Regions from separate parts of the Homo sapiens genome. Here region 1 is linked to region 2. A link is a loop called in an ENCODE intact Hi-C map of the cell type or tissue named here. Cell type or tissue: endothelial cell of umbilical vein. All regions are shown on one strand. Each heading gives the region's core, and the rest is flanking DNA. Links, peaks and the distances in the headings are about the cores only.

Region 1 (15,866 bases), core at 4,277-12,276, 440 kb after region 2:
TGAAGAGGGTGAAGAGGCAACAGAATGATCAGTCTTTGTATGAACAGCTGGGTGAATATTATTCACTTTGTCACAGGTTCCAGTACCCACATTGCCATTGGCTTTTCCAATCAACAAAGCAGAGAGCTGAGGATTGTCTGCAATTAATAAATTTGGTGAATCTCCATGGTTAGGACTGGAAACAGCATCTGCTATCAACTGATGAACATGATTAGAAAGTCCCTTGACATCAGCACAGCCATTAGATGTGTCTCCAGTATGCCTGCTTGTTTCAGGCACCAAGGATCTATTTTTTGAAGGCTTGCTCTCTTTGGTAAACATAATGCCTTGTTGTCCACCTGAGGTAGCAGTATGACAGGAGAGGTGACTGTCAGCATCCCCCTGTGGTACTGAATTACTAGGCAGAGTGAGATGTTCATTCGCCTTCTTAATACCAGTGCTAGTTGCCTGGTGATACTGGGCTGACCCAGTGGAAAACAGAGGTTGTTCTTCATTAGGTCCTGACAAACATGAACTCTGACTTTTATGAAGCCCCTAAAAAAAAAAAATTGAAATTTAATATCATGGGAGCTGAAATGCATATACAGAAAACTCTTGAGGATTAAAATGTTAAACACAAAGCCACCATAAATAAACTAAATTTTGTGTAACATAATTGAAGCCAAATCTCAAAATCATTTAAAAGTTCCCGTAATCAACAGATTAAAGTGGTTAGTATTTTTAGAGAAAATGATCTAACCTGCCAGCTTAATTTCATTTACTAATATGTGAACAATTTTCTTCACATTAGGCTTTTTAAAGTTTAAATTGTTTAATTCTGACATACATTTTTAGCTGAATAAAAGTGTATCTCAAAATTTAGATGTGGAAAAACATGTATGGTTATTATACTTAATACATGAAGTATATTTATTACAGGGAATATCATTCACAATAAGCCACAGACTATGCAAAAAAAGTCTCAATAAAACTAAAAGAACTGAAATCATAGAAAGTATGTTTTCTGAAAAAGAATTACATCAAATATCAAAAAGATAAAGTCCTATAAATACCCAAATGTGTGAAAACTAAACAGAAATCTAAATTTCCTATGGGCCAAGTTAAGAAATGACAAAATAAATTAGAGAATTCTTTGAACTTGATAAAAATAAAAGCATACCATATCAAAATTTAGTTTAATGCAATACATAGAAGGTTTTATAGCTTCAAGCACTTAGGTTATCAAAGAATAAAGGTCTAAGATCAAAAAGATAAAATACCAATTTAAGATGTTGTGAAGAGAGTATCAAACCAAAAATAAATACAAGGGAATAAATAACACAGGTAAGAAGGAAAAAAAATTACTGAAATAGAAAACACAAAACCAATGGAAAAAATTTGTTAAAAAACATATACAACTGGTCTTTGAAAGGATGGACATCACTTAAAAAAATCCTTCAGCTAAATATATCATAACAGTATATATAAACTTGGCAAAGTAGAAAGAAAAGAGATTATACCACCAGAGATCCTACAAACAACATTTTAGGAAGAAATTATACTAATCTTAACAAAAATCTTTTCAGGATATACAGCAGGACAGACCTTCACTAAGTCATTTCAGAAAGCCAGTTATACTCTAACACCAGTGAAAGCCAGTAAAATATATCACTGAAAAAAACATCTCCCTTGAATATAGACAACAGGATCCTTAAGAACACATTAGCATGTCAAACCCAGCAATATATAATAATTATGCACCAAGACAAACGAGGATTTATCTCAGAAAGCCAGTAGGTTTGCATGTGAAAATCAAGCAATGTAATACCATGCTATTAGAATAGAGACAAATAACAAAAAGGTGGAGTTACATTTACCTATTTTTAAAACTTACTATAAAATTATAGTGACCAAGGCTGTGTAGAATTGGTGTAAGAAAAACTATATACAGGAGTAGGACAAAAGAGTCTATAAATACATCCACACATAGATTATGAACTAATTGTTGACACAGTTGCCAAGATGGGAAGAATAAGACTTTTATACAAATGATGCTGGAATAATCAAATATCCTTACGCAAAATGGATATTCTCACACAATGTACAAAAATTAACTCAAAATGACTTAATTAAATGTATGAGACAGAGCCATAAAAATTCTATTATAAAATATAATATACCAAATAGATTATAAAGGGTAATCTCTATAAAGTCAGTTAATTATGTTAATCCTTTTTTTTTTTTTTTTTTTTTGAGATACAGTGTTGCTTTGCTGCTCAGGCTGGAGTGCAGCGGTGTGATCTTGGCTCACTGCAACCTCCACCTGCCAGGTACAAGTGACCCTTGTGCCTCAGCCTCCCAAGTAGCTGGGACTACAGGCACGTGCCAACTGGCCTGGCTAATTATTTTCTTCTTTTTTTTTTTTTTTAGTAGAAACGGGGTTTCATGGCTGGGCGTGGTGGCTCATGCCTGTAATCTCAGCCACTTTGGGTGGCTGAGGCAGGCAGATCACCTGAGGTCAGGAGTTTGAGACCAGCCTGGCTAACATGGCGAAAACCTGTCTCTAATAAAAATACAAAAATTAGCTGGGCAAGGTGGTGTGTGCCTGTAGTCCCAGCTACTTGGGAGTCTGAGGCTGGAGAACTGCTTGAACCCAGGAGACAGAGGTTGCAGTGAGACAAGATCACGCCACTCCAATCCACTCCAGCCTGGGTGACGGAGCAAGACTCTGTTTCAAAAATGGAAAAAAAAAAAAAAGAACGGGGTTTCATCATGTTGGCCAGGCTTGTCTCAAACTCCTAACCTCAAGTAATCCACCTGCCTTGGCCTCCCAAAGTGCTGTGATTAAAGACATGAGCCACTGCGCCTGGCCACAAATGTTAATCCTATCTACAGAGCACCTTCACAGAACATTGAGTGAAGAAGGAATCAACTATAACCTAATAGTAGTAGTAATGGAAACTTTAAAATCCTCTTGAAGTTGCTGCAAAGTGTGACCCCCACCTCACGCTCAAGTTAAAAGAGAACATTTAAAGCCTGTCTTCTCTTTGTGATCAGTGGACCTTATCTATACTCCCCAACTCCACATTCCTCAAAGTTTATTACAGGCCCAGCAAGTTCCTGCTTACTTCCCTAGCACGGCTGCAGGGTCTTGTGGCTGCAGGGTCACAAGACCAGTAAGTTTAGGCTGCAAGATATGTTTTTCTCAAGATGTAAGAAATGTTGTAATGCTTGATTAACAGCGTTAGCTTCTCACTTCTGTAACTTGCTTCCCGCATCACACAGTTCCTGCCTTTAGATGTTTAAAGGTAGGAAAAACCCTTTGTTTGGGGCTCAGGCTTTTTGGACATATGTCTGGCTGAGCCAGTGATAACCTTAATAGACTGTCTCGAACCTTTTTTGGTCTCTCCAGTCTTTGATTGTCCTGAAACAGTTCTGGGGGCTTTGTCTGGGATTGGAGATGGCAGATTTTCTATCTCCTTTGCCAGTGGGCTAGAGCCCTGGGGTCCTTAGCACCACCAGGAGAGTTTCAGCCCAGAAGGAGAATGGCCCTCCCATATTCCAGAGACTTCCCCTGACAGCACAAATGGAACAGGTAGAAAGTGTTGCAGGACAGTCACGGAAGCAGTGCACAGACATCTAAACCGTGCTAAGGATTGGGCCATAAGGCAAGACCTGTCCCATAAGGATGGAAAGGCAGCCGGATTACCTCCCAGGGCGTGATGACTAGTCTGACCCAAGGGGGCTGGGAACATCAGGAGAGGCTCCACTGACCCAGATGAAACTCACGCCCTAACTGATACCAGATGTGGGTGGAGCTCACAAGTTGGTCAGAAAGGAAAACTGTTTCAGGAATGCGGGAGGTGTGTGAAAGTGTGTGAAAGAGACGGTCTCGGGAGAGACCAACACAGGGCGTGATGTGGTGAAGCACAGATCTGTTAGCAGGGACTGTGTGCTCTGAGGCAAGTGTGAGAAAAACCAGACCTAGGACACTGCATATGGCCCATAGGACCAGTTCCACGGCTGCAGTGAGCTGTGACAGGAATTAAGGTACGCTCCTGGCTAAGCAGTGTCCAAACCTCCCATAATAGGATCTGGACTGGTGGATGCAAAAGTGAAAGCGTGCTGTGAGTGGGGAAGTGGGAGGAAAAATGTCAAAGCCTACTCCACTGGAGTGCATGCTGAAAAACTTTAAAAAAGGTTTTAATGGTGATTATAGGGTTAAACTAACTCCACAGAAACAGAGAACCCTTTGTGAGATAGATTGGCCGTCTTTTAATGTAGGGTGGCCAGCCAAAGGGACAACAGACAGGGAAATAATTGGCTGAGTGTTCTGGGTAGTCATGGGGCTGGAGAACAGCCTGGGTACCCGGATCAGTTTTCGTATATCAACTCCTGGCTAAGTGTAATTCAAAGTCACACTAAGTGGCTGCAGGCCTGCTTTGGGACCTATTGTAAGACTCTAATGGCCCGGACAAAACCAGGAACCACAGGAAGAGACCGCAAGGCATCAGAAAAAGAAAAGGAGTCACAGGAAAAGCAGAAAAAACCTGTCCTACAGGCCCCAAATGAAAAGTTAGAAAGTCCACCCCCCCATGCACCAATTTATCCATCCCTGGCAAAGAGGGCTTAGACAGGAAGGATGCTGCCCTGGCCGCCTCCGGAGATTCAGACTCAGAAGAAAGCACTCCTCAGACAACACCACACAGAGAGGAACCACAGTCCTTGCCTGAAAAGCCAAGGGAGAAACTCCAGGGGGATGAGGTAGGCCACCTTAGGTCAGGTCATGCCCAAGCAATGCAGACACCCCTTCAAGAAACACGGGGACAAATTTATTTAACTGCACAGAATGAAGTCCAAGGGGGCGAACAGCTCTTCGTTTATCAGCCCTTCTCTACTACTGATCTCTTAAATTGGAGACAACCTACTCCTTCCTATACAAAGAAGCCTCAGGCTCTTATAGATCTAATGCAGTCTATTTTCCTAACTTACAATCCTACCTGGGATGATTGCAAACTTCTTCTGTCATTATTTAATACAGAAGAGCGCCGTAGTTATACAAGCCGCTCTCCAGTGGCTGGAGAACAATGCGACCGCAGGCACAGGAGATATCAGGCTGTATGCATAAGCACTCCCGATAGAGGCTGACCCAGACTGAGACCCTAACCAGGCTCAAGGGCTACAAAGTTTGCAACGGTATTGAAAGACACTCCTAAATGGAATAAAGGCTGAAGGGGAAAAGGCCACCAATATCAAAAAGGTCTCAGAGGTCCTCCAGAGCCAGATGAAAGTCCCAGTGAATTTTATGAGAGGCTCTGCAAGGCTCAGCAACTTTACACGCCATTTGACCCAGAGGCTTCAGGTAATCAGTGTATGGTTAATGCAGCATTTTTAAGTCAGGCACGAGGAGACGTAAAGCAAAAGCTTCAGAAGTTAGGTTTTGAAGGCATGAATATTATCCAGCTTATCCAAGTGGCTACTAAGGTGTTTCTAAATCAGGATGAGGAGGCCAAGAGAAAAGCTAGATGCAGAGCTAAGGAAAAGGTAGACTTGATGGCGGTGGTCTTAGTTGGAGGAGAAACTAATTTTGTGAGAGGACATGGCTGTGGTGGAGGACAAGCAAGGCAAAACCAGGAAGCTAAGCCAGGACAAGAGGGCTGACCTACGCTTGAGAGAGATCAATGTGCGAGAGGCAAGCAGATGGTACACTGGAGAATGAATACCCAGAAAGAGAAAAGTATAAAGGCAACAATCAGGGACAAAATGGCTGGCCAGAACCCCCTGCTGACGGTCAAGGGGTTCACAAGTCAGACACGGATTTAATTAGACTGGCAGGAATCAATGATTATTATGAGAACTGAGACAGACCACGCTCCATTTCATTAGGCCCTGAGGAACCTACGGTCTCAATGGAGGTAGGGGGCAGGAAAATGCACTTTGTAGTCGATACTGGTGTGGAGCATTCGGTAGGAACTCAAGCAGTTGGACCACTGTCTAAAAATTATGTCAATATAAATGGGGCTGCAGGAGTAACAGAAAAGAGGCCTTACTTCAAATCTAAAAGATGTGTGACTGGAGGACAGGAAGTCCAAAATGAATTTTTATATTTGCCAAATAGTCTGGTGCCCTTGTTAGGAAGAGACTTGCTCCAGAAATTGCAAGCACAAATCTCCTTTACCCGAGAAGGGGACATGACTTTAAACCTAGGTCAAAGAAAAGCCATGATAATGACCCTTACCATCCCCACAACAGAGGAATGGAGACTACGAGAGATGCAAAATTTGTAAAGATGCATTTTGCAAGTGGGAAAATGAGGCAATGTATAAGGAATTATTTATCAGGCTGCCAGGGGTGTGGGCAGAAGACAATCCCCAGAGCTAGCCATAAATCAGGACCCCACAGTGGTGGAACTGCTGCGGGACACCAGTGCGAATCGGTCAGCATCCCATCCTAGCAAAGCCACCCATGGGATTACAAAGGATACAGTTCAGCTCCTTAAATCTGGATAATAGAAAGATGTGCCTCTTCTTGAAACACTCCATTACTACTGGTGTTAAAGCCCTCTGGAGATTACCAGACGGTACGGGATTTGCAGGCCATATATAAACTTGCAGCTACATCACATGCCATTGTGCCCAACCCATACACACTGCTTGGGCGAATTCCTGCTGACACTGCTTGGTTTATGTGCTCAGATATAAAGGATGAATTCTTCTGCATCTGACTAGCTCCTGAAAGCCAGGGCATCTTTGCCTTTGAGTGGGGCTCATCACAGTATACTTGGACCAAACTCCCCCAAGGATTTAAAAACTCCCCAACCATTTTTGAGGACACACTTGTCTCAGACCTGAAGGCTTTCATGCCACGAAGTGGCCGCTGTGTCCTGTTGCAGTACATAGATGATTTATGCACCTACAAAAGAGTGCTTTCAAGGTACAGAAAAGCCTCCTTGATGTTCTGTGGGAGGCTGGCTATAAGGTCTCTAAGGAAAAGGCACAAATCTGTGGCCAAAGAGCAAGGTATCTTGGCTTTAACCTCTCTCAAGGGCAGCTTGAGTGTGGACGTGGGCGAAAAGAGACTGTTTGTAGCATTCCTTGACCTGACGCTAGACAAGTGTGGAAGTTTAAACGGGCAGCTGGTTTCTGTCGCATTTGGATTCCATGTTACTTGCTCTTAGCAAAACCACTGTATGAGGCTACCAAAGTGGCGGAAAACAACCCCTCCTGTGGGGAAAAGAGCAGGACATGGCCTTCAAGGAAATCAAGAAGGCTTTGATCCACGCCCTGGCATTAGGACTGCCAGACATGACAAAGCCTTTTTACGTGTATATCTATGAAAGAAAAGGAATATCTATAAGAGTCTTGGTACAAACACTAGGGTCATGGTATTGGCCCGTGGCATGTTTGTCCCAGCGACTAGACTTGGTGGCTATGGGATGGCCTCCCTGTTTCAAGGCAGTGGCAGCCACTGCCCTGTTAGCAGAAGATGCTAACAAGCTCACATTTGGACAGAGGTTGATAATTCAGGTGCCCCATACGATCGTCACCCTGATGGGGCAGAGGGGGCATGGCTGGCTTTCTAACCCTAGGATGTTAAGATATCAAGAACTTTTGTGTGGAAACCCCTACATAATCCTGGTGACTCTGAATACTCTAGATCCACGCACACTGCTGCCAAAAGAGTGGGCAGAGCACAGAAAGCCCCCGTTGTGTTGCCCAGGTTATCACTGTTGTGTGGAAATGGTAGATGAGGTTTTCTCAAGCCAAAAAGACTTAAAGGACCAGCACTTAAAAAATCCAGATGTGGAATACTTTACTGATATGATACTTCAGATATGAAGCAGCTTCAGATATGAAGCAGATATGATACTTCAGATATGAAGTAGCTTCATATCTGAAGGTGTCAGAAGGGCTAGATATACGGTGAGGCATTGAATCTAGTGGCTGAAGCCTGCCCTCTGCTGGTCGGAACTTCAGCCCAAAGAGTTGAGCTAACAGCCCTCACTAGAGCATCGCTCGTGGCCAAAGGAAAGTCAGTAAACATCTATACTGACCCAAGGTGTGCTTTTGCCATTTTGCATTCCCATGGAGCCATATGTAAGGAAAGAGGATTATTAACTACTGAAGGAAAGGAAGTCAAAAATAAAAGGGAAATAGAGTTGCTCTTAGAAGCTGCTCTGAAAGAGCTCCAAAAGAAGTAGCAGTCATCCATTGCAAAGGGCATCAAATGGCAGGAGGTGATGAGGCTAGAGGAAACAGGAAGGCAGACAGAGAAGCCAAAAGAGTTGCAATGATGGAGGTAACTAAGAAGGAAGGGCAAACCCTTACCATGCCCTTACTAGAGCTTCCCCTTACAGAACCCGCTAACTACTCCTCTAATGAAAAGACCTGGTTTGAGCAGGAGAGTGGAAGTTAACAGAAAGGTTGGTGAAAGTTCTCAGATGGGAGGCTTGTCATCCCAGAAGCAATAGCCACCCAGTTCATAAAGCAGTTTCATCAAGGAACACATATGGGAAAAACCGCATTAGAGACTCTTGTTGGATGGCATTTCTATGTTCTGCGCCTAACTGCCATCACTTGAGCCATTTGTGAGCAATGTTGAACTTGTACCCAAAATAATCCATGGCAGGGGCCAACATGGCCCCCAGGGATTCAAGAAACTGGACTACACCCTGTGAAAACCTGCCTGTGGACTTTATCGAGCTGCCTCAAGTTGGAGGCTGCCGGTACATGCTAGTGTTTGTCTGCACTTTCTCAAGGTGGGTCAAGGCATTTCCCACCAGGACAGAGAAAGCTCGGGAAGTAACCAGGATCTTACTAAAGGGGATTATTCCTAGATTTGGACTGCCTCTAACTTTAGAATCAGACAATGGCCCAGCATTTGTAGCAGATAGTACAACAACTAACAGATGTTAAAAATCAAATGGAATCTGCATACAACTTATTGCCCACCGAGTTCTGTAAAAGTTGAAAGAATGAAGGAGACACTCAAACAGCTGTTAAAGGTTTTGCCAGGAAACTTATCTAAGGTGAAATCAGGAGCTGCCCATGGTCCTTCTGTGAGTCAGAGGCACCCTACTAAATTAACTGGGTATTCACCCTATGAGATGGTGTTTGGCTCACCACCCACAATCATAACTCAGATAAAAGGGGATTTAAAAGAAATTGGGGAATTAACCTTAAGAAGGCAAATGCAAGCCTTAGGTGAGGCCATGCAGGAAATACAAAGGTGGGTAAGAGAAAGAATACCTGTTAGTCTCATAGATGCAGTACATCCCTTCCAACCTGGAAACTCTGTCTGGGTCAAACAATGGAACCCAACCACGTTAGGGCCTTTATGGGATGGTCCCCATATTGTGATCTTGTCTACCCCCACTGCTGTTGTTGCAGGTATCACACCTTGGGTTCATCACAGCCAGCTGAAACCAGCAGCGACCACAACTCAGGACCCGCGGCCAGTCAACAAAACCCAGACTACCCAAAACAGTTGATCCTGCGGCAAAACTATGCCACTGCTGACAAGGATAACTGCCCTGCTCTGACCATACCGGAGGCTGGTCAGTCCAAGCACAGCTGAACCTTAGGGAAACACTGAGCCCTGCTCTAGTCAGACAACTGGAAGCTGACTAGTCTATGCATGGCTGAAGCCTGAGGAAGTCAATAATAGATAAGTAAATGTGGACTGAATTTACAAGCATAATTAAATTCTTGTACTGATTATTTTACTGTCATGTTATCTTTGCAAATGCTGCCAAGCTTTTTGCCCAGAAGGGTGCCCATGCACAGTATAAGTTTAATCATATTGGTAATACTGAAGTCACTGACACTTTCACCTATGGTTATAAAAGGGGACCAAGATGACTGTCATCACTGTATGATAGAAGCCTGGTCCAGAAAAGGTATGACTAAAACTATGTTATACCAGACCTACTATGAGTGGACAGGGACTCATACAGGAACTTGTGTCTATAACCAGACTAGTTGGTCTGTGATCGTGGAAACAGGCAGCCCCAAGTATGTAATGACCCAGAGTTCGTGCCCTATGACTTTTGGTTTGAAGTCCAAACTGGCAAACCCCTAATGCCATCATATATAAACCCCACAGAAATCAGGGTCAGTAAACCTGTAAACAAAAAAGAAGTATTCCCTCACTCGCATAAAGGCCCTGTCTCCATACATTTTGATGCCTGCCAAGCTTCACATCTCAGTAAACTAAATACTATTGGGACCATCCGTAAAAATCTAGGACAAGAAAGAGTCAGCAGCAGAGCTACCAAGGCTGTAACAGGAAAATCCAAAAAGGAGTGCCCTGATTGTGATAATCAGTGGACCACACATGAATTTATCAGCACCTATACACAGGAAGGGTTGCTCTATTTGCCAGCCAAGAGGTGAAGATAGGGTGCACAACTGGAACTTGCAACCCACTCAATCTGACAATACTAAAGCCAAATATGCCTTTCTGGACTAAAGGGCCTAAAGGGCTACTAATCTTTGATCAGGAAAGAGCACTCCTAGGACTTCGTATTCCTCTGGTCATTACCAGGAAAACCCAAAGGACCCAAGTTCAAGTTAGCCCAATGCAACACTTTAGGTTTTATACATCTTTCAATGAACACTTTAATCCTGAAGTATCAAAAAATCAAATTCCTCCTATATCAGCTGAAAACCTGTTTGCCCAGCTAGCCGAAAGTACTGCTAACAATTTAAGAGTTACTGTATGTTATATATGTGGAGGTACCAATATGGGAGCCTAAGAATTGATGCCACAAGAAAATTTTACCTTACCTGAATTTGTTACAAATTCAATGCAAATCCAAGTGTTTGGCTGTTAAGGAACCCCATCACTGGAAAATACTGCATCACCCATTGGGACAAGGCCTTTCAGAACCAGGGAGGGGCAACGACTTGCCTAGGTCAACAATATCTTGCAAAATCCGAAAACAGAACACAATGGGAAGCTTTATAGACAATTCCTCTGTGTCAGACTTTAATCCCTTTTGCAGTTCCCAACACTATATCAATCATGTTACCACCGTAATAAGTGGATGCCTACTTATTCCTTGTCTCCTGCCACTTCTCATCAGAAGCATCCAATCCACCACAGAAGCCAACGGTACACAGACATACCATCACCTGAATAATGGCTCTGCAAAAGTACCAACCGGTATCCCAAGATAAGTATGTACCCACTCAAGAAGAAATAGCTAATTGTGGTGCACTTTACTAATCTACATTTGTGTGGGACACCAAAGGGGGGAAATGAAGAAGGAATTAATGAAATCAACTATAACCTATTAGTAGTAGTAGTAGAAATTTTAAAATCCTCTTAAAAGTTGCTGCAAAATGTGACCTCCCACCCCTCAACTTACACTCAAGTTAAAAGAGAATATTAACAGCCTGTCTTCTCTTTGTGATCAGTGGACCTTATCTATACTCCCCAACTCCACATTCCTCAAAGTTTATTACAGGCTCAGCAAGTTCCTGCTTACCTCCCTAGCACAGCTTCAGGGTCACAAGACTGGTAAGTTTAGGATGCAAGACATGTTTTTCTCAAGACTTAAGAAATGTCGTAATGCTTAACTGCCTTTGTTTCTCACTTCTGTAACTTCCTTCCCACCTCACGTAGTTCTCGCTTTTTAGATGTTTAAAAGTAGGAGGGCCGGGTACGGTGGCTCATGTCTGTAATCCCAGCACTTTGGGAGGCTGAGGCAGGTGGATCACAAGGTCAGGAGATCGAGACCATCCTGGCTAAGATGGTGAAACCCTGACTCTACTAGAAATATAAAAAAATCAGCTGGGCATGGTGGCAGGCGCCTGTAGTCCCAGCTACTTGGGAGGCTGAGGCAGGAGAATGGCAAGAACCCGGGAGGCGGAGTTCGCAGTGAGCCAAGATCGTGCCACTGCCCCACAGCAGCCTGGATGACAGAGCAAGACTCTGTCTCAAAAAAAAAAGTAGGAAAAGCCCTTTGTTCGGGACTCAGATTTTCTAGACATATGTCCAGCTGAGCCGGTGATCACCTTAATAAACCCTCCTGAACCTTTTTCGGTCTCTCCAGTCTTTGATTGTCCCGCAACATTTCCTGCAATAAAATAACTGAGCTTCCTACCCTACCAATTCTGACACATAAAATTAACCATTTCAAAATAAATTTTTAAGGCAAGTTTTAAGTTTAATCTTCAAATACTTTCAGGAAGGACAGTCTCTGTTTTAGACTGAATGGTAGCTTTTTGTTCCTTGTAGCCATTTGTATTGAGTACCCGGTTTGGCCACATCTAACTTTTTCAGGCTCAAGGGATAAAACAGAATAGAAACAGCCTAATTCCCTATTTTACCCAGCTGATTAAATAAAAAGTAAAGGAAATAATTTAGAATATATAATATTAGATTATGTTTTGATACGGACCTTACAGAAAAATTTATGAGAGAAGAGGGTAGAGAATGCTGGAGACAATAGCAAAGAGTTACATTATGAACAGAAAGATAATAAAAAGCTGATATCCTTGAGATTGTGATATTTGATGAAACTCCTGGAGGAGGATCTGAGAGAATAATGAAGATACAGTCGCCCTTTGTATCTATGGGTTCCCACATGGGTGAATTTATCCAACCATTAATCAAAACTATAAGGAAAAAATATATAATAATACAACAATACAAATAATACTTATTTTTAAAAGAGCATAACTTATTTTGAGGAGCTAACTTTTGTATGATAATCAGGACACAGCTATAAGAGAAATCAAGAGGAAATCAAAAGGAAAAGCTGGTAGATTGTACAAACTGCCTGTATCACACAAATTTCTTATTTTCCTCACTCAATTCCTACTGATCAAAAACAAAAGAAAACTGAAATGTTAGTCCAGCATTGTTCAACCTTCATTTTAGAAGGTTTATTAACAGGATATATTCCCTAACTTTGAAAACACAATGTCCAGTGAAAGAATTAAGACACTAAAGGTCACATACTATAGTATTCCATGTGTATAAACTGTCTATAATATGTTAATCCATACACATAGAAAACAGATTGGTGGTAAGTTATCCAGGGTTAAGAGAAGGGAAGTGACTGGTTAACTTACTGCTGCCACCCACATTGAACACACAGGCAGACAGATTCACATCTTACCATAGTATCACAACTTACCAGAGCAAAAGGCAGTGAACAGAAACTGCTGCTGGAACCACTAAGAGAAAAACCTAAACTGTAACTGAAAAACTGATGGATGCTCAGTTTTTGAGAGTTAGAAGCTTCAGGGAGGCCAAGCCTTAGGGAATCTCCATATTTTTATAAGTTTTACCTCCAGAAGCCCTAATAGGATCTTACAGTAAAGACTAGAAAACACACCTCTACAACTTCTAACAGGAGAAGAGGCAAAGTAAACATTCTGAAATGTTTCCTGAGCATCCGTTCTTAAAAAGGCATGACTCAGGGAAATTACTGTATTATTTGGCCAGAGCCTAACACAGCTAGGGTTTTACTATAACCTAAACAACACGACAGACAGAAAATACTCAATGCCAAGCCTCTCTAGCCTTCCTGCTTGTTTAATGGGGAATAAAAAGCTGACCAGCACTTGTGAAGGAATCAGCCAAAAGGTAAAGTCTCATTAAAAGACAGGCAACTAATACAGAACACTTCCTTCCCACACACTTTATCACCTCATCACACTTTATCACATCAACAGAACACTTGCAAAATATGAGGGAATACAAGTGAAAGCATAATCCCACCCCCAAGTATCAATCCCTTATTCTGTAACCTGGCTGCTGCCTCCTTTGTCTGTGGTAAGGCAGCTGGCAGGTTTACTAAAAGCTTGCCTGAACTTGGGTCTTGCTCTCTCTCTTGTTTTTTCTCTCAGCTGACCTTACAGAAACCAACCACAGACCCAGAAAACTTAGGAGAATATCCAACAATATAAATAACAAAAAATACTACAATACACATCTATATGTAAACTGTAAAAAAGCAAAGGCAATGAAAAAATTCTGAGAAAAATTAAGGAACAAAAAAACACCCCAGCTTAACTATGGAGGAGCCAAGTTAAGAATTACATCTGACTTCTCTTGTGAACATATGCACTAAAGGAATGAATATTTCTGCCCACCCTTACCGCCCAATTCCTATTTTGAAACTGAATCACCAAGGTGAAATTATTAGGAGACTGGGCTTTTGGGAGGGGATAAGATCATAAGGTGTACAGCCCTCATGAGTGAGATTAGTGTCCTTACAAAAGAGGCCTGAGAGACACTCCTTGCCCATTTCACCATGTGAGGACACAGCAAGAAAGTAACATAGATGAACCATCTCACAAGACACCAAGTAGGCTAGCTCTTGATCTTGGACTTCTCAATCTCCAAAACTGTGAGAAATTTCTTTGTTATAAATCACCTAGTCCATAGTATTTTGTTATAGTGTTCTGAATGAACTAAGACTCCATGCAAAAGAGAGACTAGACAGAAATGTTTAAAGTATTGAAACAAAAACCCAAACTGGAATTTCAGCAAAATTACCATTCAAAAACCAGGAAAAAATTTTTCTCAGACAAACAAAAACTTGGAGAGACTTCTGTAACTAGAACACATGGCTAATAGGAGAAACCATGAGAGATGAGGAAAGGAATGGGAGCTTTTTTACTTTTTGTGTAATTTTTCCTATATACCGAACACAGCTCTAAAAATTAAAGTATATTAGTCAATAAAAATAAACAAAGTTTCAAGAAATTTATATCTGTATATAAAAAGAAATTTATATCTGTATATAAAACCTTAATAGCTCTACTGTGCCATCAGATAAAGCAGGTCCTTCAGTGAGGCCTCACTTTCATTCTACTAAGGGAGGAAACCACCCCTCATATTGTCTTATGCCCAATTTCTCCCTCCAAAGAAAGAAGAAGTAAAAACGCAGAAATGAAATCCACAGGCAGACAGCCCGCACCCTGGGCCTAATTAAAGATCGACCCCTGACCTAACTGGTTATGTTATCCATAGATTCCAGACATTGTATGGAAAAGCACTGTGAAAATCCCTGTCCTGTTCTGTTCCATTCTGATTACTGGTGCATACAGCCCCCTGTCATGTACCGCTGCTTGCTCAATCGATCACGACCCTCTCACATGGACCCTCTTAAAGTTGTGAGCCCTTAAAAGGGACAGGAATTGCTCACTTGGAGAGCTCGGTTGTTGGAGACATGAGTCTTGCCTAAGCTCTCAGCCGAATAAAGCCCTTCCTTCTTTAACTTGGGTGTCTGAGGGTTTTGTCTGTGGCTTGTCTTGCTACACTACCTCTTCATAAGCTATTCTCCAGCCACTCCTTAACCTGCCCTTTCTCCTTGCAAATTCCTTCAATTATCTGGGTCTCTAATGTGCTGGCCCTCCCAAGGCACTTGCTCATGTCACATTGTATTACAATTCATGGTAATTTAAATTCTGCTAGTCCTTTCCTTCCACTAGAATAAATATTGAACAGCTTGCATGGTAGCGGTGTTCTCCAGGGAATATGTGCAAATATTACTTGAAGATACTTTCTAAAACATGTCATTATGTCTTATTGAAATAGCAATGAGATTTGGTGTAACTGTAAAGTAATAATTGTTTTTTCCCTTTTCCTCTGATTTCCATACTACCTAATGTAATTTATCTGTACACTAGCTTTAACTACAACAGTCCCTCATATTCGTAGGGGATATATTCCTAGACCCTCACTGGATGCCTCAAACTGTCAATAGTCCTGAATTCTCAATATTTTTTTTTTGATCTGATAACTGAGGGACAGCAACTAAGTGAATAAAGGGTAGGTAACGTGTACAGTGTTGATATGCTGAACAAAGAGATGATTCACATCCTGGTCAAATGGAGTGGAACAGGACAAGATTTCATGACACTACT
Region 2 (15,866 bases), core at 4,617-12,616:
TAATTGCATGGCTTGCCCTAAATGATTTGCTTATTTTAATAACACTAAAACTAGGGGGCTTCATGATGATCCTGAACTCACCATCCTGGGGTTCCCTTTGATAGCTTTGCCCCTAAACATCAAGGACTTGTCAGATATAAATGGAACCTGGTATGCGAGCACCCCATACCAGTTAAAACTCCATGTGGGAAGACATATCTAAGACTCACATCCTTGTGAATCTTAGACCAGGCACACTTGACAGAATAATAACAAACACCTCCCTCTGCATTAAAGCAGAGGAAAAGGACTATACCTGGGGGGATCTCAAATATTGCAACATTACATTTACAATCTCTAAAAATGAGGAGGTCTGGAGGGTAAAAAGAGGAGAAAGCTAACCTAAAACACAAGATAAATTGCTGCAAAACCCTTAAAATCCTATCCATACCTCCTAACTGGAATTCCAAATCTGAGTGGAAGCCCCTGAATAACTCCTCTTACCACTATTATGTCACAATAATAAATAACACATGGTGCTTCTCAAACATGCCACCTCAGGGAATCCTGAACCTCTGTATATTATTTGATACTATTAATGACCTAATAATGACTAATAATGACACATCTGTTCATGGACAGGAAATGTCTAGACTGAGAGCCACTGCAGGAAGAATCAGCTGAGTTACTGGCCAGGACATATTATGTCCATAATCTTCCAAAACTCCATCTGTCAGAAGGATCCTTTCCACCTAGTGTGTAAATGGCACCATACATGACTATACTTTTTATGATTATCCCTATACCAAAGATGCTCCCATTAAATGTATGGGAAACCTCTTTATGAGGCCTGGGCAAAGACAAGCTGGATCTATTACACATTATAACCTAGAACCCTCTTTTCAAGCAACAGAGCTTTATTTTCTTCTTGGTTCCTGGTTATACCTAATCCTCCCTAGGTACTGGATGGGAATATGCACTATAGTGGCAGTGGTCCCTGACCTATTATTTTTAAACTCCTCCAACATGGCAACATCATCTGGTGGAATTCCTAATCTGGCATTCTAGAAAGTGCCCTATCTTGGGCACAGCAAACAAACAGATCTATCATTTCCATGCCATTGTACGGAGATCTAACTGAGAGAGGACTGGGGAGGACATGCACAGGACAATACTGAATTGAAAAGACCAGGAATGAGACATGTTAGAGCTAAAGGCCATTTTCATTTGCCAACATTCGTCTCCTTGAGAAATCAGGGCTTAATAGCTCTATTATGATGTGGTGAGGGTGGAAGGCAACAGTAGAACCCATAGAGGCATAACAACAATCCATAAACTCTCTAGCCTCAGTGGTAATGCAAAATAGGAGAGCCCTAGATGTTCTTACAGCTGAAGTAGGGGCACTTATGCACTCTTAAATAAAACATGTTGCTTTTGGATCAACACCTCTAATCAAGTGGAAGAAAATTTACAGGTGCTTAAGAATCAAATCAGAATCATTGCCATATTAAGAGAGAATGAGTGGGCTTTAGTCTGAGTTGGCTACAATCCCCTCTTGAAGGATCTCAATCTTCTTTTTGAACCTGATTAGCTCCTTTACTGGGATCTTTTTTTTTTTTTTAATGTCTTGCATTAATGTTTGGAGCCTGTATAGTCCATGCTGTAACCCAATTGTTTCCTCTTGGCTGAGGCTATTAAACTCCAAATGGTGGTGCAAATGGAACCCCACATGGACATGCATTCTTCCAAGGACCCTTGGACCAGCCCCAGGAAAAGCCCTAGCTTTTATTCCCCACACAATGCCCCTCTCCAGCAGGAAGTAGCTAGAAAGACCATCGCCCAACTTCCCTAATAGCAGTTAGGGTCTCCACTCCTGAGAGGGGAAATGAAGAAGAAAAGGAAGAATCAACTGGGTAAACTAAGACTAGTCATCAGAGAAGCTGCCTGCCTGAAAAATCACAGGTACTTGCAAAAATACAGCAGCCTGGGGTAAACTCAGGCTGCACCTGCACAGAGATAAGCAGACAAGGCAGGCAAGGTTCAGCATAGCAAACTTTTTGTTCTTTGAGTGATTAGTGGGTTCTCAGGAAGAAGTTTCCTCTTCTTTTCAGGCATATACGTGGAGAGCTCTACAGGAACTTGCACTGGCAGGAGAAGGACTTAACTAAAACAAACCCACAATTATATAAACAAGAAAAGCTGTGATTTGTGCTTACCTAAAGACATTTCACAGCTGAATAGATAGGGAGTTGTGCAGATGGCTTTATAGATAAGACCGGTTATTCAAACAGCTACAGTGGTGAGAAGAGTTTCATATAAAAGCTTTTGCACTCAACAGTAAAACTGCAATCCACTTGGGATCACTTCTGCACTGTGGAGAGCTTTCTACTTTTGCTTAGTAAACTTTCACTCCAACCTCACCCTTTGCATCCATGCTCCTTAATTTTCTCAGTTGTGAAACAAAAACCTAGGATAACATGCGAAACAATGATACCAGTAATTGGTTTCAGTTAAATAATGATAAATGGGCCAATTTTCTAAGAATTACTCAAGAACACTTAATATTACAGCTGTAATCCCAGCACTCTGGGAGACAAAGGTTGGCGAATCACTTGAGCCCAGAGGTTCGAGATCACCCTGGTCGATATGGTGAAACCCCATCTCTACTAAAAATACAAAAACTAATTAGGCATGGTGGCGGGTGTCTGTAATCCCAGCTATTCAGGAGGTTGAGGTAGGAGAATCACTTGAACTCAGGAGGCAGAGGTTGCAGTGAGCCAAGATTGCTCCACTGCACTTCAGCTTGGGCAACAGAGCGAGACTCAGTCTCAAAATAATAATAATAATAATAATAATAATAATAATAATAATAATAATAATTTCACACAATAGTGAGGAACAAAATTGGATGACTCACACTTTCTGGCTTCAAAGTTTGCTAGAAAGCTATAGGAATCATATTGTCTTGCTTAGCATACTAAGGAATAGTCACACAGATGAATGGAATAGAGGAGAGAGAGCTCAGAAATAGACCTACATAAGTATAGTCAATTCATCTTTGACATAGAAGCAAAGATAAAAAGAAAAAAGAAGATTCTCATTTCAACAAATGATAGTGAAACAATTGTCCATGAGAAAAAAAATCAAGACACAGACTTTATACCTTTTACAGAATTAACTCAAAATGAATCATAGACCTAATTATAAACCCAATAACTATAAAACTTATTAAAAAAGACATAGGAGACTGGGAGCAGTAGCTCAGGCTTGTAATCACAGGACTTTGGGGAGGCTGAGGTGGGAGGATTGCTTGAGCACTGGAGTTCAAGACCAGCCTGGGCAACATGGTGAAATCCCATCTCCACAAAAAAATACAAAAATTATCCAGGTGTGTTTCTGTACGCTTGTAACCCCAACCACCTGGAGGCTGAGGTAGGAGGATCATCTGAGCCCAGGAGATCAGGGCTGCAATGAACCATAGCTGTGTGTCTGCACTCAAGCCTTGGCAACAGAGTGAGGCCCTGTCTCAAAAAGAAAACAAAAACAAAAACAAAAATGACAAAGGAGAAAATCTAGGCGATCTTAGGTCTGCAATTAACTTTTATAAAACAGCAATACTGTGTGGTATTCAAATACAATTATATTTATTTGAAGTATACATACAATTCACCTAAAGTTTTAAGTTTAATAACTTTTGGTATACTATATAATTAAATATTAATACAGTATAAAGAATATATATTATTATTAACATAGTATACCAAAATTTATTAAATTACTAATTTAAATTGTAGTACACATATAAAATATAAATCTGCCATTGTAATAACTTTTTTTTTTTTTTTTTGAGACAGAGTCTCGCTCTGTCGCCCATGCTGGAGCGCAGTGCGAGCGTGTCGGCTCACTGCAACCATTGTCTCCTGGGTTCAAGCAATTCTCCTGCCTCAGCCTCCCCAGTAGCTGGGATTACAGGTGCCCACCACCAAGACCGGCTAATTTTTTTTTTTTTTGAGACGGAGTCTCTCTCTGTCGCCCAGGCTGGAGTGCAGTGGCGCGATCTCCGCTCACTGCAAGCTCCGCCTCCCGGGTTCACGCCATTCTCCCGCCTCAGCCTCCTGAGTAGCCGGGACTACAGGCGCCTGCCGCCACGCTCAGCTAATTTTTTGTATTTTTAGTAGAGATGGGGTTTCACCGTATTAGCCAGGATGGTCTCGATCTCCTGACCTCGTGATCCGCCCGCCTCGGTTTCCCAAAGTGCTGGGATTACAAGCTTAAGCCACCGCACCCGGCCCATGCCCGGCTAATTTTTAAATATTTTTAGTGGACATAGGTTTCACAATGTTGGTCAGGCTGGTCTCGAACTCCTGACCTCATGTGATCTGTCCGCCTCAGCCTCCCAAAGTGCTGGGATTACAGGAGTGAGCCACCGCACCCGGCCGTTGTAATAACTTCTAAGTGTGCAGTTTAGTGGCATTAATTACAGGCATAATGTTGTGTAACTGTCACCACTATCACTTTTCAAAACTTTTTGTATCACCCTAATCAGAAACTCTGTAACTAGTAAGCAATAACTCTCTATTACCTTCTCATCTCAGACCCTGGCAAATCTCTAATCTACTTTCTGTCTTTATTAATTTGCACATTCTAGATATTTTATGTGAGAATCAAATGCTATTGCTCCTTTTGTCATGTAGCTCAGGCTGATCTCGAACTCACCAAGCACCTAAGCTTCCCACAGTGCTAAGATTACTGTCATGAGCCACTGTGCCCCACCAGAAATTACTTTTACTCTACCTTTTGTTATGATCTTTTTTCAGCATGATTTTGTTTACCTAAGCACATTATTTATTTTCATCATTTCAGTTTATCCCAGTAATATCAATAATAATGATTACTATTATTTCAGCTTCTTACATATCTCAATATTACATGGATAGTAAGAGACTTGGAACCACAGAGTAGTGAAAAAAGACAAATATAATACAATATAGGAAAATATAGAGTAGGAATGATTACTTAATAAAAGTCATTTGAGGTGCTGTGAAAGTTTGTTCACTTACCTACCTAAGTATGTAACTTTAGCTTTTTTAGCCTGTATACATTCTAAGACAAAAGTTTATCTTTTTTCTTCCTAATTTGATACTTGTGTCATAATATACTAATTAACAAACCACACTAGCTGTTTGGACTTGAGTAGTTGTAGAATAACTGAAAATAGGAAACTGCTATATATATATGTATGTATAATATATATAACCTTTTTTCAGGTACTCCTATTGCAATACCTGCATTTCAGCACTATTCAAAAGTAAAATAAGTCCCAGAGCCAGGTTAGTCATTATGTCCTATTTATTGCTAATTTTCATATACAAATGAGAGCTGTCAGAATTCACAGCTTCTGAATATCAGAAGCTCATGTTTTCCCTGGTCTATACAAAAAGGAAATAAGTGAGGCCAAAAATGTACTTTAACAGTGCTCCATAATACGAATCTCATAAATGAGCTGGAATAGACCCTGAGGTCTTCAAGCCTAGTTTCTCAAGATCGTATTTTGTAAACTTGTGCTAGCAGTTTTGAATATCACAATGATTGGCATGGGCTGCTGACATTTTAGCAGGCAGGGCTCAGGGTGTTAGATGTCCTGTAATTCAGGGACATTCACAGTAGAAAATACTTTGGTTAGGATTTAAACCTACAAAATTGCTTTAAACATAAACTCAAAAGTATTCTTAGGCTGGTTGCAGTGGCTTGTGTCTGCAATCCCAGCACTTTGGGAGGCCAAAGCAGGCAGATCCCTTGAGCTCAGGAGTTTGAGCCCAGCTTGGGCAAAATGACAAAACCCCTTCTCAGTTAAAAAAAAAAAATTAGCCTGGCATGGTGGGTGGTGTGCAACTGCGGTCCCAGCTACCGGGAGGCTAAGGTGAATTACCTGAACCTGGGAGGTGGATGCTGCAGTGAGCCAAGATCCCACCACTGCACTCCAGCCTGGATGAGGAAGTGAGATCCTGTCACAAAAACAAAAACAAACAAACAAACAAACCAAAAGGATTTTTGAATACTTTAAACATACAGGGAGTGTTTTTTTTCCCCCCGAGAAGGCAACGACTGTATAAATTTATATTGTTTTTACCATTTTAGAAATACTACCGTTTGCAACCCTGTTCATAATACAGTGAGTTGTGAATACATTCTGTTTGTATTTGCAGCTAAATTAGGCAACCACTTGTGTATTTGTCAGTGTAGCAGTGGCGGTCATTTACATGCCAAAATACATATTTTATTATAAATATTCTTTTAATTATATAATAATTAGGTTTGTTAGGGGCCAGAGGGGTGTCATTGTGCATCATTTGAGTTTATTTCTTTGGGAGGCAAAGAGAGAGGAAAGGAAGGTCAAAAATGGAGAAGGCCAATAAATTTATTTTATATCACGTGTGAATTTAACTTGAGAATGGTAAAGGTGTCGACACAAAATATGTTATAAAAAAGGAAATCTAGTTGACAACTTTAACTTGCCAAAGCAGTAAACCAACTTCACTCTGGGAACACTGAATAGAAAGTGTATGTTCCAATCACTTTGAATGTTTTAATTTTAAATTCGGAAAAGCAGAAATATTTGTGATAATGTTTTGAGAATGGAGGTATTTGAATTTTAGCACTAGGAAACCCTTTGAAGGACGGTGTAAAATCTGGATATTTAATCTGGTTTCGCTGAGAGTTCAGAGGGAAGAAGTGTTTGTAAAACCACGTATATGGCTATTAGTTAAAGCCAGGAATCTAGTACTAAGCTTTTTTTTTTTTTTTTTTTTTTTTTCCTGCCTGTCTGCTGAATCTGGACTAGAGGGAGGACTGAGAATTTGGCCAAAAAAAGTAACTCCTTCTAGGGCAAAAGACTATTTCCCACCCACTGCAGCGCCTGTAAGTTGTTACGAACGTAGGACAACTTTGGTGTAGTGGTTCCTTCAGTAGGCCGATCCCCCTCAACCCTCATTCTTTTGGGCAACCAAAAGAGTCTTTCACAATCCCATGGCTAGGCTGGCTTTGGGGACGTAGTATAGCACTGGTTAACCTAGGTTGCAGGGTGCCCAGAAAAACAAGGGACCTATGCCAGTGTGCGTTAAGGGCCTAGGTCCCCCGGTAGGTGTGTTATCACCAGGGTCATTCAGTATATAATTGTTTCATTGTTTCGTGAAAACAAGGGACCTATGCCAGGGTGCGTTAAGGGCCTAGGCCTAGGTCCCCTTGTAGGTGTGTTATAATCAACGTCATTCAGTATGTAATTGTTTCATTGTTTCTTCATCACTATGCCAGGGTGCGTTAAGGGCCTAGGCCTAGGTCCCCTGGTAGGTGTGTTATCATCAACGTCATTCAGTATGTAATTGTTTCATTGTTTCTTCATCACTATGCCAGGGTGCGTTAAGGGCCTAGGCCTAGGTCCCCTGGTAGGTGTGTTATCATCAACGTCATTCAGTATGTAATTGTTTCATTGTTTCTTCATCCTGTGATGCTAAAGCCGTATGCTCATAAAGCGCAGGCACACCGGTAGAAAAACTAGAGGGGTCTGGAGTTCCTAGGTGAACCCCAGCAGCCTAACCCTGTCAAGTCTGTCGAGCCTCTGGCTGGTCACACGTGCTGCGGAATCCACTCAGCTTTCCTCAGGTGCAGTCAGGTCCATCCTGCAGAGGGACCTTCTGCGGACCTGTTCTTTCACCTCCCTAACCTGAAGATTGTATTCAAACCACCGTGGATCGCTCACGTAAAATGGTCACTGCGCCTAACACCTGGGATCCCGTAACCCTTATCTATCTTGGCTTCAGAGAGTTTTTTGACTAGTTCCAACTTTGCTGAAGCTTGTCAAAGGTAGGTGACGGCTAGTTGGAACGGAAAAATTTTACGAAACTTCCTATTCTCAGAAGTAAAAGGGAAGAGAGAGTGCTTAAGGAAGAAGGGAAGTTGAGGGTGGGTAAGGAGGGAGCGGGAGTTAGTGGTAGATTGTCACTGTGTTTAAGATTTCCCCAAGGCGAAAAAGGCGAAAGATATCTTGCTAGATCCCTAGAATTCGAAGGCATTAGGAGAGGGCGGGGATAGCAAACATCGCGCGAATTTTGAGAGGCGCTGGGACTACGTAATCCCGCGATCTTATGACTAAACGAACGCGATTTAGGGAGAAGTAACGGTAGCGATAAAGGGATTGGGTGGTGGTGGTGGAGGGGTGGAGCCAACGATTACGCACGTTGTGCGTGCTGTCGTATAGCTGTGGGAGGGGCCATATTACCGCGTAGGCTAACCAGTGCGCTTAATAGCTGTAGGTCCAGTGTAAGAGTTCCGCTATTCGGTCTCACACCTACAGTGGACTACCCGATTTTTCGCTTCTCTTCAGGGATGAGTCATGTGGTGGTGAAAAATGACCCTGAACTGGACCAGCAGGTGAGTCAAAGTAAGCCTACCGAGGCTTTCTACGGGACCCTTTACTTGGCCTGACGGTTTGTGGCGCACTGTTAATTGGTTTTTCAGTTTCACTTCTGGTGGGTTCGTGTGTTATGTGACTGGGACTCTAGGGAAATGGGGAGAGAAACTGCATGAGACCATGACAAGACCACGTACGGAAGGGATCGTGCGATGGCAGTAACGTTAATGGTAGTGGTTACGCTGGTATTCTGGTATAGTACTGGGCCTCACGCAATGGCGGCTTTTGTGTTTGCTTGTCCCGTGGAGACGCGCATGTGCGACCACGAACCCGTTTGTGAGGGGGCGGGGGAGGGAGGCGGTTCGCAAAAGCGGACCGTTTTTATGTCCAGGGTGAGGCTCTTATCTGGCGCCCCTGACGTATTCGCAGTAGTGTCATTGTTAAGAAGAAAGTGTATTCAGGCCACCCAGTTTGTGTAGCGAGAAGAAAGAGTAGTATGGTCTTTGCTCGGGCAAATGGCCAGAGTCTTTGTGTATACAATTGTGTGACTTGGCAGCGCTGTGTTCCTTGAGCAGAGGGGCCAGGCCTGTGGAATTCTTGAAGACGAGTGACTATAATATAGCACAACGTAACAAGTATCCTGTATCTTGTTTCTGGTGGGGTCCCGTAGCCACGGAGCAACCGTTGCCCGGGTGCTGAGCGTGCCGAAACTGGGCTTCCGGTATGGAAAGTTTTGTGACGCAGAAGGACCGGAAAGGGATGGTGGGGAGGGTAGGGAAGGATGGCTGCCGCGTGCTTCTCTTGACCCTGTAGAAATAATGGAAATTGGACGCCCGCGGAAAGACACCTGGAAGGTTAGAGATCCAGCATTGCGCTACACCCCTTTGTTAATTCAGTCACTGGACAGCCGCCTAGCCGAGAGCTGTGCGGTTTTTATATGGTATTGTATCTTTACTTTAGGCGATACATGCAGAAGTCGTCCGGTAGAAAACTAACCTCGAATGTTGATTAGCGGGACAGGTTATTTGTGGTTTACTTTCTTGTTATCGCCGAAGGATTGTTGATATAGGTTTAACTGTGTTTCCATTAAGGGCAGATCCTTTGGAAGTTTGGGCGATGAGGCAGAAGATAGGTGGTCTACGTGTTAGATCAGGCTCGTTTTCTGTGTCAGGAACCTACCGCGCTTTTGCATTTGGCACACCAGTCGTTTGCAAGCTTATCCCTGCATTTCTGCCTCCCAAGTCTAGGGGAGAGAATGAATAAAGAGCATACATTTTTTTTTTAACCAAAAAATACCGTCGGAACTTCTTAGTTGTAATTAAAGCTTAGTGATGCTAAATGATTTTAAATTTTGCTGTTAGGTGTCGTTTGAGGGATTTAATGGTCTGCCTTTGAAGGTTATTTTTCCACTGACGACGTATTAACGCCTGCAGTTTACTGAGACTTGACGTGTTAAATAGACCACAGAAATAGAAAATTAAGAGCCTGGGCAATACGCATTTATGTTTTCTATGTAATTGGCATCCCTTTAACTCTTGATAAACCGTGCTGTCTAGTTCACTAGAATTAAGTAGTAAATTCAGATGGCAAGATTTTTAAGTACAGTAGTATCTTAATTGATGATTCATGTAATGTGATAGTATCTTGAACTTATATATGTAAGCTTTCTACGGCATAGAAAGTTTGTGCAAAAAGGTGACCAAGGTGCTCTTGGCATTGGTCTTAACGTGTTTTTTGAAAAAAATCTATTTTAACGTACATGGTTTTTTCCCCCACCCCCGCCACCGCTTCAGAGTTGTTCTAGGTAAGGTATTATGCTGAAAGCCCTTAAAGCGAAATAACCTTTTTTCTAGTTTTAAAATCCATCAGTATAAGGAGGCATGAATTGAGATTGGATATGTCATTTTAGAAACATTAAATACGAGATGTGTTGCTTTTTAACTTCGCAACCAAAGACCTCCGAATTTGATGTTTAGAATGGGAGAAATAAATGCTACCATCTCCATAAAGTATCGAACATTAAGTGACAGCTGTGTAAAGCCGCGTAGTACTCAAAACATAGTGAAGTTTTTTTTTTTTTTTGAGCTTTTGATGTTTAGGAATTTATCTGCATTAAAAATAGTTGTACCGTCTTCAGGGCAAAGATAAATTAAGGAATCTTCAAATGATTTTAATGTCCATTTATTTTTAGGGTTAGAATATCAAGAAAACCACTGTCATTGGGAACATTTCACTATCATGACTGTAGCTAAATTGGATGTTGAAGTTACTGAGAAATTGATGGTAAATTTTTTTAGTTAGGAAAGTTTTCACTTCGGAAAATTGTTAAGGAAAATTTGTTTTGAATTAATGAATTTGAACTCATTACTGTGAAACTGCTGGTATTCAGCTGATGCCATTTGCATTTGTCATGGTTGGTAGACCTGGACATCTTTAAAATTTGGCAGGTAATACCAGGCCGACATGGCAGCTAAGTTTGTGGTACAGGATAAGATTGGAATCTAGGTCTCATTTGTCTTTTGTGATGTTATCTGTTCTTGTGTATCAGCATGTGAGCTATTGATATCTCTTCTAGCTTGCTAATCTGGACCTGAACTCTGAAAAACAGAGTGGAGGAGCAAGTACAGCGAGCAGTAAGTAAAACTTTTTTTAAAAATGGAGTGTTTATCAGAGCTTAATGTTAATGTCTTACTGGACTTGTTAATTTTAAATTTACATTTTTTTCTTTACAACTTGACTATATGAAAATATGAGATATTTTGGTGTGTCTGGGTAATAAAATACACTGTTTACCTATGTCTGCTGAAAATACAAAAAATTATCCTGGCGCTGTGGTACGTGCTTGTAGTCCCAGCTACTCATGAGGCTGAGATGGGAGAATTTGCTTAAGCCTGGGAGGCTGGAAGCTTCAGTGAGCTGAGATCAGGCCACTGCACTCCAGCATGGGCTACAGAGACCTTGACTCAAAAAACAAAACAAAAAACCAAGAACCTTAATGTAATACACATTATTTTTAGAAAAGCAGTGCCATTCATTTCTGGCCCAGCATGGGATATAAGCCCATCCTTGTGAATTGACCTGCATTGTGTTAAACCTAATGAAAGAACTTTAACCTGTGCATTTATGTGCTACACCTACTGCTGTTGCCGACGAAGAACCTAACATTCAGTGATAAAACCAAGCTCATCTGATTTTAAGGTGATGAGTTAGCTATATTCCTGTGAAAGGAAATTAGTTATAAAGACATTCTTTTGAAATACTTGGTCTTGTTTGGTTTTGGAAGATTGGGTGAGGTTAGTATTTGGATAGGAGAGTAAGGCTGGTGGTTATTCAGTAGTATCCCTGGTTTGAGTCCAGGTTTCTTACTGTTGTTCAACAAGGAAAGTAGTTGGTATGCTTTGAAACAAAACAAAACAGAACACTTTTAAGTTTTATAAATTTATTTCAAACTTTGTCGTTATATGAACATTACAGATATTTAAATGGTAGAGACATTTTTGGATATTTAGTTAAATCCAAAAGTAGGAGGTTTAGTTCAAATTTGGATTTTTGAGTTACAAAATCAGGTAGTTAAGTACTGTCTACTTCATAAGTTCTTTTACTTCTTAATCATAGACTGGCCTGTTGATTTAACTGAAAACACTTGATTTGTTTTCCAGATCATTTTCACTTTCCAACTTTTCATGTGTTTTTATGGTATCACTTTAATCTACCAGTACAGAATTTTTTTTCTTTTTTTGAGACGGAGTCTCGCTCTGTCGCCCAGGCTGGAGTGCAGTGGCGCGATCTCGGCTCACCCCAAGCTCCCCCTCCCAGGTTCATGCCATTCTCCTGCCTCAGCCTCCTGAGTAGCTGGGACTGCAGGTGCCGGCCACCATGCCCGGCTAATTTTTTCTATTTTTTTTTAGTAGAGACAGGGTTTCACCTTGTTAGCCAGGATGGTCTCGATCTCCTGACCTCGTGATCTGCCCGCCTTGGCCTCCCAAAGTGCTGGGATTACAGGCGTGAGCCACCGTGACCAGCCCAGTACAGATTTTTTAAAAGCCTCTTACTGGTTAGTTAATTTAGTATAGCACATAAGAGTCTTTTTTCCCTAGTAGGCTTTTATACTGGGGTAATTACCATGTTTAATGGTCAGTGTTGATTCATGAAGCAGTTATTGGAAATAGATCCTTTTAAAAGATAATTGTTAGATAACCACTACTAGCTACTGAAATATTTGTGGTTTGCAATGTATTTTAGAGTAAGCATTTTTTCCGCTCATCTTGCAAAGTAGTTTATTGTATAAAATACAGGTTTTAAAAGTTTGTTTTCCAGGACCTATTTTTTAATAGACATTTTCTAAAAGCAGTATCTTGGCGATGTTATAGGCTTCTAATTTTACATTTTCTCTTTTAGAAGGGCGCTATATACCTCCTCACTTAAGGAACAGAGAAGCATCTAAAGGTACGTCTTTAAGGCAACTTTGTAGACCTAACCTTTAGCAGCTAATCAAAGCCTAGGGAAGAAAGTAACTTTAGGAGGTCTATAAATGTTTTTTGTCCCCTCCTGTGCCTCTTTCAGACTGTCTTTAAGAACTAGCACTTTCTGTTTTTGGAACAGTTTGTATAATGTTGAATGATGGATAGTTGTTTCCTTTGGCAAACTGAGCCCAAAGAATCTGAGTTTTGTATAGTGGTTTATCTGTTTGTAAACATTTATGTTTTGAAATTTGAAACCAGTGTATTTGTGGAAATGCCTTACGTAAAAGAAACTGTGTAGTGATAAAGACCTGCTTGCTGCTGTCTGGAAAAGTTAGCACAGCAAAAGTGGGTTTTTTTTTTTTTAGACTAGTTAACAGTTGTTAAGATTACCACTTTTGGCCACATCCAATAAGCTGGTGAGATTGTCTGGTTTCAGCCTAAACAACTTCATTTGAAAGGTGTTGCATGAAATGCCTTAAAACACTTAGGATGGTTTACTATTAAATTTGTAATTTAGAAAAGTTTAATTGGGGTGATGTTTTGAGTGCTGCATATACATCAAAAAAATTCTAGGAGAAGGAAAGGTCAGGAAAAGTATTTAAAACCAAAAGGAAAGAAGGTAATGATAAAGGGGTGTGGAGTGGGTTTGTATTTCTATGTTTAGTCTGTAGCCTCTTTAGGTCTGTTTATCAGAAGACCACTTAGCTAATGATTGTATTATTTTTTCAGAATAACTGGAGAATTGTTATTCTGAAAAAATATTGCATCTGGCTGGAATTGCATCAAAGGTTTATTAACTGCCTTAAGGAGAGTTGGCAATATTTTAGTATTTGAGGGGATGGAAGAGACCTTAAACATCTAACTTCCTAAATCTGGGAAGTACAATCGATTTAGTACAATAGATCTAGATTTAGGAAGTACAATTATTCATTTGTCTAATATTGGAGATTTAAAAGCAGGGGAAAATAACTTTATTAACTTGTAACTTTAAACATTCATTGAAATGTTTGAATTTAGGTAAGTGTGTGGTTGTGAAGTGAGTTTACTCTTGTCATTTTTTTTTTATCAGTTTGTAGACATGGAAAGTAGGCAACAATGAGGGTTTTTTTGTTTTAACACAAGTATACCTTATTCTTAACGAGCATATTAAGATTACATAGTTACTTTTGGACTTTTAGAATTTGAGGCTATTTTAGAGGTCTGGTAGAGCAAAGTAGACAACATGGAAATTCCTTGTTTTGTATTGACTACTTCCATTTAGCTGATCTGTTTCTTTTTGGTGTTACTAGACAAAGCTAGATTTTAAAAGATGAATTAAGATGCTCAGCTAACTAGTCCTGTTTATAGTATTGTTGATAGATAGCAAGTTGACTTCTCCAGGTTCTTCATTGAATGAGTCCTTGTTTACTATGATGCTTGCTACATACAGTTGCTACATACTACTATGTATGAGTAGTTTTTGGTCATAAACTGCATAGAGTTGGAGCTGTTTTTTTTTTTTTTTGAGACGGAGTCTTGCTGTGTTGTCCAGGCTGGAGTACAGTGGCGCGATCTCAGCTCACTGCAAGCTCCACCTCTTGGGTTCATGCCATTCTCCTGCCTCAGGCTCCTGAGTAGCTGGGACTACATAGGTGCCCGCCACCATGCCCAGCTAATTTTTTTGTATTTTTAGTAGAGACGGGGTTTCACCGTGTTAGCCAGGATGGTCTTGATCTCCTGACCTTGTGATCTGCCTGCCTTAGCCTCCCAAAGTGCTGGGATTACAGGTGTGAGCCATCCCTGTTTTAATCCATCTGACATATTTCTTCTGATTATGTAGCTCTCTTAGTTCAAGCTTTTCTGTAGGTAACCCACAGTCCCTGAGGTAATCTTTTACTTAGCTGGGCCTTCCCAAAATGTGTATTATATATAGCATATGTTAAATGTTTAGGTTTAACACCTTTTGTATTATTCAGGATTTGTCAAGGATGGGACATAACTAAGAAACTAACAATGGGCTTGCACTAGCTACAAGTTCAGCTTAAAAATTGGGAACTTGGAATCCCTCTTAGTCATAGCTTAAAAAAAGACTCATCTTAAATAATTTAATTGGAGTAGGTTTATATTTTGGATATGTAACATTTACACTTAAAAAATGAATGAAAAAAATTGTTACGATAGTATAGTATTAATAGCATAGCTATGTTACATGCAAGCTACCTTGTTCTCAGGTCATGAGATTACTTTGCTTCATATAATAATCTCTGGTGGAAGAAAACATTAAAGCTTTTAACAATTCTGCTTATGGGACTTGTAGACCATTGGTCCCATAAAGATAACATAAAGGAAGACTACATGTGAAGGACTTCATATTTTGAAAGATGCAAATTATTCAAAAGTCTTGTCACCTTCTGATTTTTGCTTTTTTATTGAAGGATTCCATGATAAAGACAGTTCAGGTTGGAGTTGCAGCAAAGATAAGGATGCATATAGCAGTTTTGGGTCTCGAGATTCTAGAGGAAAGCCTGGTTATTTCAGTGAACGTGGAAGTGGATCAAGGGGAAGGTAAATCTCAGCTTGTGTTTGTATACAGTAGAAATTTAGAAATTTTAATTTGGTAGGTTCTCATTCTTCATACTTTCAGTGGTCAAGCATATCTTTAACAGATTACTAATGGATTTAAAGCAGAATGTTGGTTTACTCATTGTTTTGTTAGCAGTAAGAGGTCTTTATTAATTTATTAAATTAGATGAATATGGTATTTGACACAGTGAAATCTGTTTCAACTTAAATGATACTTAAAGCCTGTCTGTGACAGCTTTAAACACTTCATTTTTGATGTGTGTTATAAGTTGATCTTAAAAACCTAATGGCTGTATTTAATCCTTTCTGTTTTTCACAAATAGGAGTAAAACTCTAAAAATATTCTCTTGTCACATGTCTACTTTCATATAAAGGAGAAATTCAAGTGTTATTCCTGCTTTCCTACTAGTAAATATATTTAGATGATACTATTTTAAATGAAGATGTAAAGTACG

Evidence for each region. A loop is a pair of places that touch in the nucleus more often than their neighbours do. Peaks named below come from ENCODE experiments on the same cell type or tissue, not always from the same donor. Only the 100,000 strongest peaks of a DNase experiment are listed, where the experiment ranks them.
Region 1: it touches region 2 in a loop (4-fold over the local background); 3 of 110 quality-filtered maps call a loop at or near these places.

What each region holds. Positions count from the first base shown.
Region 1 is chrY:13,335,802-13,351,667 of GRCh38, forward strand. UTY (ubiquitously transcribed tetratricopeptide repeat containing, Y-linked) reads right to left here. Exons shown (of 30, transcript NM_001258249.2): 18 at 1-534. Among named protein-coding and RNA genes, the nearest start is that of MIR12120, 140 kb to the right of the region's middle. In endothelial cell of umbilical vein, for the core only: a CTCF peak has its summit at 7,933 (motif pointing left); no DNase peak of the experiment used is centred there.
Region 2 is chrY:12,896,576-12,912,441 of GRCh38, forward strand. It overlaps DDX3Y (DEAD-box helicase 3 Y-linked), which reads left to right and starts at 8,293. Exons shown (of 17, transcript NM_004660.5): 1 at 8,293-8,406; 2 at 10,962-11,019; 3 at 12,785-12,832; 4 at 15,264-15,393. The coding sequence starts at 8,362. In endothelial cell of umbilical vein, for the core only: no CTCF peak of the experiment used is centred there; DNase peaks (open chromatin) are centred at 8,216, 8,686 and 9,036; H3K4me3 peaks cover 2,631 bases; H3K27ac peaks cover 2,545 bases.